Regions from separate parts of the Homo sapiens genome. Here region 2 is linked to region 1. The links are chromatin contacts, found by Hi-C or POLR2A ChIA-PET in ENCODE. All regions are on one chromosome and are shown on one strand. Each heading gives the region's core, a stretch centred on a gene start or an enhancer-like site at or near the end of the contact. The rest is flanking DNA. Distances are from core to core; before and after follow the strand shown.

Region 1 (4,601 bases), core at 1-2,500:
ATGTCTGAAAATGAAGTATTTTTATCTGTTCCGAAACGCCATAATATTGCAAAGAAGCATTTCAAATTATTGTTGTGTGAAATGTTCAAATTTAGCATTCAAATTTAGCGTTTTCCCACATTTTACCCTTCAATTTACACAATTTGGAAGAAGAGTAGATGAGTTGGTCATTGTTACTTAAAACAATGCGTCACCTTGTTAGGGAAAGAAATTAACATAATGGTCAAGGAGTGATAATTAAACAGAACATGACATTTGCTGTCCATTCAATGTTAAAGTTCTAAGCAAATTAGCATGGAGAAAAGGGATGGGTAGAAATAATAACAGAGCACTAGTTGATTAGTCCGCCTCCACATCCACGCTGCAGGCGTTGGACAGATCCGGCTTTACTGAGTCCACCATGCAGGGAAATGGACGCGCGGGCTAAGCGGAATCCCAGGGGCGCGATCGCACCGGCTGGCGTTCCAGCAAACCCTGCATCCCAGGCCCTGGATTCAGGCTGCCTTCTGAGTCTTTGACTTATTTTCCTTTGCCTGGAAACAGAACGCCGCGGTCCGTACCGGAGAGGGAGAAAGTGCAGGACGACCCGCCGGGAAGACCCGAGCGCGTGCGCCTTCCCCGCGGCTCCACGGGCACAAAACGGTGGCTCCGGAGCTCCTAGACCCAGGCAGCCCCAGCTGCGCGCGCGCCTCCCCCCGAGCGCGGCCGGGCTCCCGCGGGAAACAAGCGACCGCGGCACGCGTGGGCGCGGCGGGTGGGTGCCGGCGCCAGGTTCCTCCCGGCTCCCCACTGCGGATCCTCGCGGCTCCTCCCGGCTCCGCCCAGCGGCTCACCCCGCGGACGGGGATCCCTCCGCCCACCGCCGGCCCTTCCGCGCCAAGTAGTGCGACCCCGGCCCCCGCAGCTTCCGCCAACCCAGGCTCGCGAGGACGAGTCCACGGTCGCGGGCGAGAAGGAGCGACGCAGAGACGGCCGGGGGCGCGGGGCAGTCCCGAGGTTTTCCCCGCGAGGCCGCGGGGGGTCTCCCAGTGGCCAGGGAGAGAGCGCGCCCAGGTCCGCGGAACCACGGCTCCTGCCGCGGCGAGCGGGCCGGGAGTCTACGGTCGGGGCAGAGCCGCCCGGGAAGCCGCGCGAGGACGGCGGCCGGCGGCCGGCGGCGGAGGCAGGTGTCCCGAGGCCTGCCCCACCCCCACTACCGCGGGCAGGAAGAGGAAGGAGCCGCGGCCGTGCCTGGCGGGCGGGGGTGCCCGACCCGCGGAGCGCGTGACCTAGTTCGTCCCAAAGTGGATTTGACAGGTTGTCAGCTCCACTCCCCGCCCCCACCGCCTTCCGGGTCTCCCTCCTCTCGGGGGGAGGCCCACCGCCCGCGGTCCTCGGCTCGGCCTCCCATTGGCTCTCTCGCCGCCTGGCGCCCCGCCCTCTCGGTATCACCCTTCCATTGGCTTGGGACCCCGCCCCTGCCCCTAACTCACCCTCCCACTGGCTTCGTGCCGCCTGGCACCCCGCCTCAGCCCAGAGGACCCGGCCCGCCCTCCCATTGGCCTCGCACCGCCTAATTCCCCGCCCTCGCCCCGGCCCGCCCTCCCATTGGCGTCGTTTCGCCTAGTGCCCCGCCCTCGCCCCGGCCCGCCCTCCCATTGGCCTCGAGCCGCCTGGCGCCCCGCCCCTTCCGCGGGCCCCGCTCCCAGCGCAGCCCGGCTCTCTGCTTGTCTGCGGGTTCCTGCGGGCGTTCCTCAGTGTCTGCCTTCTTCCTTCCCTCTTGAGTGTTGCTCCTCTTCCTCTCCTTTTTTCCATGTCTCTCCTTTTTCTGATCTCCTCCCGTTTCGGCAGCCCGAGCGCTCTTGCCCGGTTGCACCCCGCAGCCTGAGCTGGGCTCCCGGTGCCGGCTGCCTGAGCTCCAGGACCTGCCCTGGGGCCCCCTACAACCTTCCCGCCGCTCCCGGAACCTGACCCCTCTGTGCTTCACTTCTCGGTTTTCTTCCCTGAAATAAGCAGCAGCGAATCCCTTCTCCAGGTTTTCTCATGTGTTCAGTCTGCAAGGCTTCTCCCTTTCTCCACCCTGCGCCTCGGTTTCTCCCCCGCTTCCCCGCCCTCCCTAAACTCAGCCAAGTGGAACAGATCTCCCAGCAAAACAAGGCAGAGGGCGAGGATAAAAATGATAAATGTCAATATCAACATTTTTATTGCTTTAGGTTTTTAAAACAGAAAATTAGCAGGAACGCCCAGATCGACCCAGACCTAGGATCAAGATGGAGTTTCTTAAAGTACCAAGTGAGACTGCAGTGACAAAGTCGATTATCCCAGCAATATAATCAGCTTTGCCTGGGGAATTTACTTTTACTTTGTTTTTATTTGTTTGTTTGCTTTGAGATGGAGTCTCGCTCTGTCGCCCAGGCTAGAGTGCAGTGGCGCGATCTCAGCTCACTGCAACCTCCGTCTCCTGGGTTCAAGCAATTCTCCTGCCTCAGCCTCCCAAATAGCTGGGAGTACAGGCGCCCACCACCATGCCCAGCTAATTTTTGCATTTTTAGTAGAGACGGGGTTTCTCCATGTTGGTCAGGCTGGTCTCGAATTCCTGACCTCAGGTGATCCGCCCGCTTCGACCTCCCAAAGTGCTGGGATTACAGGCGTGAGCCACTGCGCCCGGCCTACTTTTAGTTTATGCAGTATTCTGGCGATTTAAAGTTTGTATTTTTTTTTTAATTTTCTGAGCTCGTTTTGTAAATGGCTGCTCTTGAACGTAAGGATAAATTGACTGATGAGGCTGAGGTTTGGAGCCAATCCCCGCACAAGGCATTTGGCATCAAACACGAGAAACCCTTGGCTATTCAAATGAGGAAACTCAAGTAACTTTCCCAGGGTCACTAAAGTCGGAGACCTCAAACGTGGACCCAGGTCAGGCTCCAGAGGTCCACCAGGACGACCCATCATGGCTCATGAATGTATCCGTAAAAATGGCAGAACTGCTCTTTCCAGCTGCCTTCCTACCTATCATGGGGGTCCTAACCGAGCTCCCCATCATGACATTCAAGGCCTACCTTATAGGATCCCTGCCTTACAGGAGCAGTTTCAGTGCAGCAGGCACACTGACCACCTTTCTGCCAAGACCTTTTTGCCAGAGGGCCTTTGCACTTGAATTTCTTTAGACTTTTCGCCTGGCTTAGCTCGTCTGTCACCTTGGGGAGGCATTTTTCTTTCTTTCTTTGTTTCTTTCTCCTTTTTTTTTTTTTGAAACGGAGTCTTGCCCTGTCGCCCAGGCTGGAGTGCAATGGTGCGATTTCAGCTCACTGCAACCTCCGCCTTCCAGGTTTAAGCGATTCTCCTGCCTCAGCCTCCTGAGTAGCTGTGATTACAGGCACGTGCCACCAACCCTGGCTAATTTTTGTATTTTTAGTAGAGATGGGGTTTCACGATGTTGGCCAGGCTGGTCTCAAACTCCTTCACCTCAGCTTACAGGTGTGAACCACTGGGCCCAGCCTCTCCTCTCTTCCCTGCTCCCCTCCCCTCCCCTTCCCTCTTCTCTCTCTTTTCTTTATTTTTCTTTCTTTCTTCCTTTCTTCCTTCGTTTCTTCGTTTCTTCCTCCTTTCCTTTCCTTTTCCTTTTTTTGAGATGGAGTCTCACTCTGTCGCCCATGCTTGGCTCACTGCAACCTCTGCCTCCCAGGTTCAAGTGATTCTCCTGCCTCAGCCTCCCTAGTAGCTGGGATTACAGGTGCCTGCCACCACACCCAGCTAATTTTTGTATTTTTAGTAGAGACAGGGTTTCGCCATGTTGGTCAGGCTGGTCTCGAACTCCTGACCTCAAGTGATCTGCCCACCTCAGCCTCCCAAAGTGTTGGGATTACAGGCATGAGCCACTGCACCTGGCCTCTTTTTCTTTTTTCTTTCTTTCTCTTTCTTTCTCTTTCTTTCTTTTTTTTTTTTTTTTTTTTTTTTTTTTTTGAGACAGGGTCTCTCTCTGTTGCCAAGGCTCCAAGGCTGGAGTGCAGTGGTGCAATCTCGGCTCACTACAGCTTTGACCTCCTGGGCTCAAGTGATCCTCCCACCTCAGCCTCCCAAGTAGTGGGGACTACAGGTATGCACCACCACACCTGGCTAATTTTTTTAATTTTAATTTAATTTAATTAATTTATTTATTTTGAGACAGAGTCTTGCTCTTTCACCCAGGCTGGGGTGCAGTGGCATGATCTCGGCTCACTGCAACCTCCACCTCCTGGGTTCAAGTGATTCTCCTGTTTCAGCCTCCCAAGTAGCTGGGATTACAAACACCCACCATGGTGCCCAGTTAATTTTTGTATTTTTAGTAGAGACGGGGTTTCACCATGTTGGCCAGTCTGGTCTTGAACTCCTGAGCTCTACCTGCTTTGGCCTCCCAAAGTGCTGGGATTACAGGCATGAGCCATGGCACCCAGCCAATTTTTTTTGTCTTTTTTTTTTTTTTTGTGGAGTCTGGGTTTCACATGGTGAAACCCCAGGCTGGTCTCAAACTCCTGGGCTCAAGTGATCCACCCACCTCGGCCTCCCAAAGTGCTAGGATTCCAGGCTTGCACCCCCTCGCCTGGCCTGGGGGAGGCATTTCTGACATTGTACCTAAAGTACCT
Region 2 (4,601 bases), core at 1,271-3,770, 440 kb after region 1:
CCACTGGAGCCAGCAGCGGCAACCTGCTCGGGTCCCCTTCCATGCTGTGGAAGCTTTGCTCTTTCATTCTTTGCAATAAATCTTGCTGCTGCTCACTCTTTGGGTCTGCACTAACTTTATGAGCTGTAACACTGACTGTGAAGGTCTGTGGCTTCACTCCTGAAGTCAGTGAGACCACAAACCTACTGCGAGGAACAAACAACTCTCGACATGCCACCTTTAAGACCTGTAACACTCACTGCGAAGGTCTGCAGGTTGACTCCTGAAGTCAGTGAGCTCATGAACCCACTGGGAGGAAAAAACAACTCCAGACGTGCCACCTTTAAGAGCTGTAACACTCACTGCAAAGGTCTGCGGCTTCATCCCTGAAGTCAGCAAGACCACGAACCCACCAGAAGGAAGAAACTCTGGACACATCTGAACATCAGAAGGAACAAACTCTCGACATACCATCTTTAAGAACTGTAACACTCACCGCGACAGTCCGTGGCTTCATTCTTGAAGTCAGCGAGACCAAGAATCCACTGGAAGGAACCAATTCCGGACACATTTACGCAGCAGCCACGTCAGACTGGGACACTTCCTGCTTACAGAGGACTATAAAACCCCTTCCTCACTTGGGGCTGATGCTATTATAAAACCCATTCCTCACTTGGGGCTGATGCCATTTAGGCATAAACCCGTCTGCACCCAGGCGCTTATTAAAACAGCATGTTGCTCCACACCGCCTCATGTCGTGGGGGTTGTTGGTGCGTCATCGGGGTTCAAACCAATACAAGAGCCTTGCAGGTTGTTTGTAGCACTAACAAAGGATAAATGCTTGAGAAGATGGATACCCTGCTTATCCTGATGTGATTATGCATTCTATGCCATATCAAATATCTCATGTACCTATAAATACATATGCCTACTATGTACCCACAAAAATTAAAAATAAATTTTTTTGAGATGGAGTCTCGCTCTGTCACCCAGGATGGAGTGCAGTGGCGTGATCTCGGCTCACTGCAAGCTCTGCCTCCTCGATTCACGCCATTCTCCTGCCTCAGCCTCCCAAGTAGCTGGGATTACAGGCGCCTGCCACCACGCCCGGCTTATTTTTTGTATTTTTAGTAGAGACGGGATTTCACCGTGTTAGCCAGGATGGTCTTGATCTCCTGACCTCGTGATCCGCTCGCCTTGGCCTTCCAAAGTGCTGGGATTACAGGCGTGAGCCACCGCACCCGGCTAATAAAAAAATTTTTAAAGAGATTTATTCTGAGCGAAATGAGTGTCTATGGCCCATGACACTGCCCTCAAGAGATCCTGAGAGCATGTACCCAAGGTGGTGGGGGCACAGCCTAGTTTTATACATTGTAGGGGAACATGAGTCTTCAATCAAATACAGGTATAGACTAGTTCGGGCAGGAAAGGTGGGACAACTCAAAGTGGCGGCTTCCAGGTCATGGGTAAGATGAGAGACAAACGGCTACATTCTTTTGAGCCTCTGCTCTGCCTTTTACTGAACACACAATTTACGCCATGGGGCAGGCAGAGGAATAGCCACTTGTGCCTTAGTCTGGCTCAGTGAATCTGCATTTTTACATAAATACAGGGCAGAGGAAGCCGTCAGACATGCATCTGTCTCAGGTGAGCAGAAGGATGACTTGAGTTCTGTCCCTGTTCCTCACCTGCGAAGACAAGCTGTCAATTTACACTGCCAGGGTGCAATTCCACACAACTGTTTCAGGGTAAAGATGTGGAGGTCCACAGCGAATTTCCTCCTGGCCAAAGGGTGAGGGAGCTGTGTGGCTTTTTATCTTTGCAGCTGTCTTAGGAACAAAACTTAGGGGCAGGTTTGCCTGACGCAGCTCCCAGCTTGACTTTGGCTTAGTGATTTGGGGTCCCGAGATTAAATTTCCTTCCACACTATTCTCCCTAGTTTTGTGTATGTGTGAACTATTCTATTTCTGGGCACTTTTAATTTTAAAAAGTGGACAATACTGATCTGGACTTCATTTTAGGAAATGCTGGGGGAGGCTGCAGGATCAGGTGTGCCTCCGTCCTAAATACGCGAAAACGAGGCCAGCGCCCTGGTCCTCGCCCCCACGCCCGCGAACAAGCCTCAGGAGACGCTGGGGGAGGCGCGGGGGCAGCGGCGTCTCCCGGAGACACGAGCCTCGCCCAGGGGGCGTGCGGGAGCCCAGGACCCGCGGGGAGCCAGGCGCTGCCCCGCCGCCGCCCCCAGCCTGCCCAGGCCCCGCGCGCCGCCGCCGCCGCAGCTCTCGAGGTGCTGAGGGACGCCGGGAGGCCGCCGCCTAGAGGGTACTCACCGCCTTGCCCGCAGCCCAGGATCGCCGCCTTCTGGGACTCGGGCTGCGGCATCTTCTCTCCCGCCACAGCCCCAGTCCGACCCGCAGGAGCGGCGCGGGCTGAACTGCCCCGGGGCCCAGCAGCCAGGCGTCGCGCAGGCGCTGGGCGCAGTGGCGGCCGCGCCTCCTCAGGCCCAGGGCCCTCGCCCAGTCCCCGAGCCGCTGCCTCCGCCCAGCGCCGCGCGTCCGCCGGCGCCGCGTGACAGGCGGCCCCGCCCCCGCGCCGCGGTGACGAAACCTCTCGCTGCCCTGACGTCACCGGCCGCCGCGCGCTGAGTCCTCCCTAGCGTTCGCGCAGAGGCGCCGCGCGTGGCCTGGCTCCTGTTGTCTGTCACCCGCGGTCTCAAAAGACCCCATTAATGACAAATGCCCTGCCTGTGGCCCCGGCTACTCCGGAGGCTGAGGCGGGAGCAGCGCTTGAGCCCGGGAGCTCTGCGCTGTATGCGCTGTGCCCATTGCGCGGCGACACGCATCTGTGTTCCGCATCGGTGTGGTGACCTCCCGGGAGCAGGGACCACCAGGTTCCCCAAGGAGTGGGGAACTGGCCCAGCTCGGAAACCGGGCAGGGCAAAACTCCTGTGCTGATCGGTAGCGGGATCGCGCCTGTGAATAGCCACTGCCCTCCAGCCTGGGCAATACAGCGAGACCCCATAAGTGAAAAAAAAAAAAAAAGACAAATGCCCTTAAACATATTAAAAGAAGTTAAACGCCACTTGTGATAGAAGAAAATGTAGATTAAGGTGTAAAGAGAGAAGTGGTGAAAAAAACACTCATACCTTGGTGATAATAGTGCAATGTATACAAATACCATAAAAGGGGAATTGGCAATTTTTAAGAAAAATGGTGTGGGCATTCATCTTTGGCCAATAATGCCAAGTTATATTGAAGAATATCTTAATACTAATCTTCTTTGCATTTCTGAAATAAATCCCACTTGGTTAAGAATATTTTTGAACTTTTTTAAAGAACTCATTGCTTCACAATTAAAGTCTGATGGGGTACACGCGTAGCAATGGAGGAACTTCTACAGCTACTATAAATTAAAGAGCACCACCTGAACCAAAGTAGTGGCCTTCTTGAGCTGAACTGAGCTAACCACATTCCCCAGCCCCTCTTCCACAGATACCCCATGGGGTTGTCAGGGTGTAGGGGATGCCATGTTGTACCACCCAGGTTTCCCCTTAAGGACTGAGGACTCATTTCTCCAGTTGTTGGGTGTGTAGGCCGCTGATGGCCCCCAGCTGAGTCTTGTGGCCACTTCCCTCAGCCAAAGAGAACTGCTGCTGGGTGCCAAGTTGAATGCTTTTGACTCCTTCTACCATGCTTGTGTCTTGATTGGAGATTGACAGATATTTCAGGTACTGGTTTCTCTTGCAAGGGCAGTGCAGACAGCACACAGGTATCTTTGCCCAGTTTCCTTCAATGGTTGCAGCTCATGTAAAATATACATAGTATAATATCAAATAAGCGTCATTGGGGATCAATCCTGCTGGGATCCCCCTCAGAAACTATTCACAGCAGTGGCAGGCAAACTAGGGCAAAGTCTACTAGGTATATTTAAAAGTGTATTACAAGTTTATTTAAATACATAAATATGTTTCCAGAAAGTAATCCTTCCAACTACCTAAACTAGTAATGAAAAATGTTAAATATCACCTTAAATATGTATAAGGGGATACTAAGTTCTTGTATTTAAACCTTATTATTTTAGTATATACTCAAGCAAAAGAGTTTGAAGACCAGACCTTTAGGGCCTCACTACTCAAATGGTGGTCCAGCAACAAGCGACACCAACGTCACCTGGAGTGTGTTAGAAATGGGGAGTCTTGTGCTCCACCTACTTAATTAAAATCTGCATTTTTACCAAGATTTCCAGGTGATTTATACACAAATTAACATTTGAAATCATGCTCTAGGATTAATCAGGGCATGTAAATTTCCATTGTTTCATCTTCTCCTGACCCTTGATAGTATCAGATATTTAAATATTTGCCAACCTGATGAGTATGAGATGCATCTGTTTATTACTTTAAATACTATTCTACCTGATTAATGTGCAATAATTACTTAACCATTATTCTCGTAATTGAGGATTTGGGTTAGCTCCAATTTTTCACTATCATACAGAATGACACTAAAATGCTCTTTTCAGCGTATCATTCTGGTTAAACACAATCTTTGAGGCCACGCTGATTAGGATCATGTAAGGGCCGTGTTATTGTTTGTCCTTGGATACAGTTGCCAGATGAAATA

What was found. A loop is a pair of places that touch in the nucleus more often than their neighbours do. ChIA-PET counts read pairs that join two places held with the same protein, here RNA polymerase II (POLR2A). Pooled maps may share reads with other maps.
Region 2: a loop to region 1 is called in a map of B cell, with 11 times the contacts of the local background. The contact joins the promoter of GALNT11 here to the promoter of LINC01003 in region 1. A Hi-C loop is called at or near these places in 4 of 168 maps with a recorded cell type or tissue (B cell, CD4-positive, alpha-beta memory T cell, ascending aorta and 1 more), 9 of 37 single-sample maps with no recorded cell type and 22 of 50 pooled maps. POLR2A ChIA-PET finds 5 or more read pairs at or near these places in 1 of 52 experiments (activated CD4-positive, alpha-beta T cell).

What each region holds. Positions count from the first base shown.
Region 1 is chr7:152,460,773-152,465,373 of GRCh38, reverse strand. LINC01003 (long intergenic non-protein coding RNA 1003) reads right to left here and starts at 1,250. Exons shown (of 1, transcript NR_027387.1): 1 at 1-1,250. RefSeq lists enhancers at 325-824, 825-1,326 and a silencer at 599-1,618.
Region 2 is chr7:152,023,593-152,028,193 of GRCh38, reverse strand. It overlaps GALNT11 (polypeptide N-acetylgalactosaminyltransferase 11), which reads right to left and starts at 2,520. Exons shown (of 12, transcript NM_022087.4): 1 at 2,310-2,520. RefSeq lists silencers at 1,986-2,685, 3,536-3,830.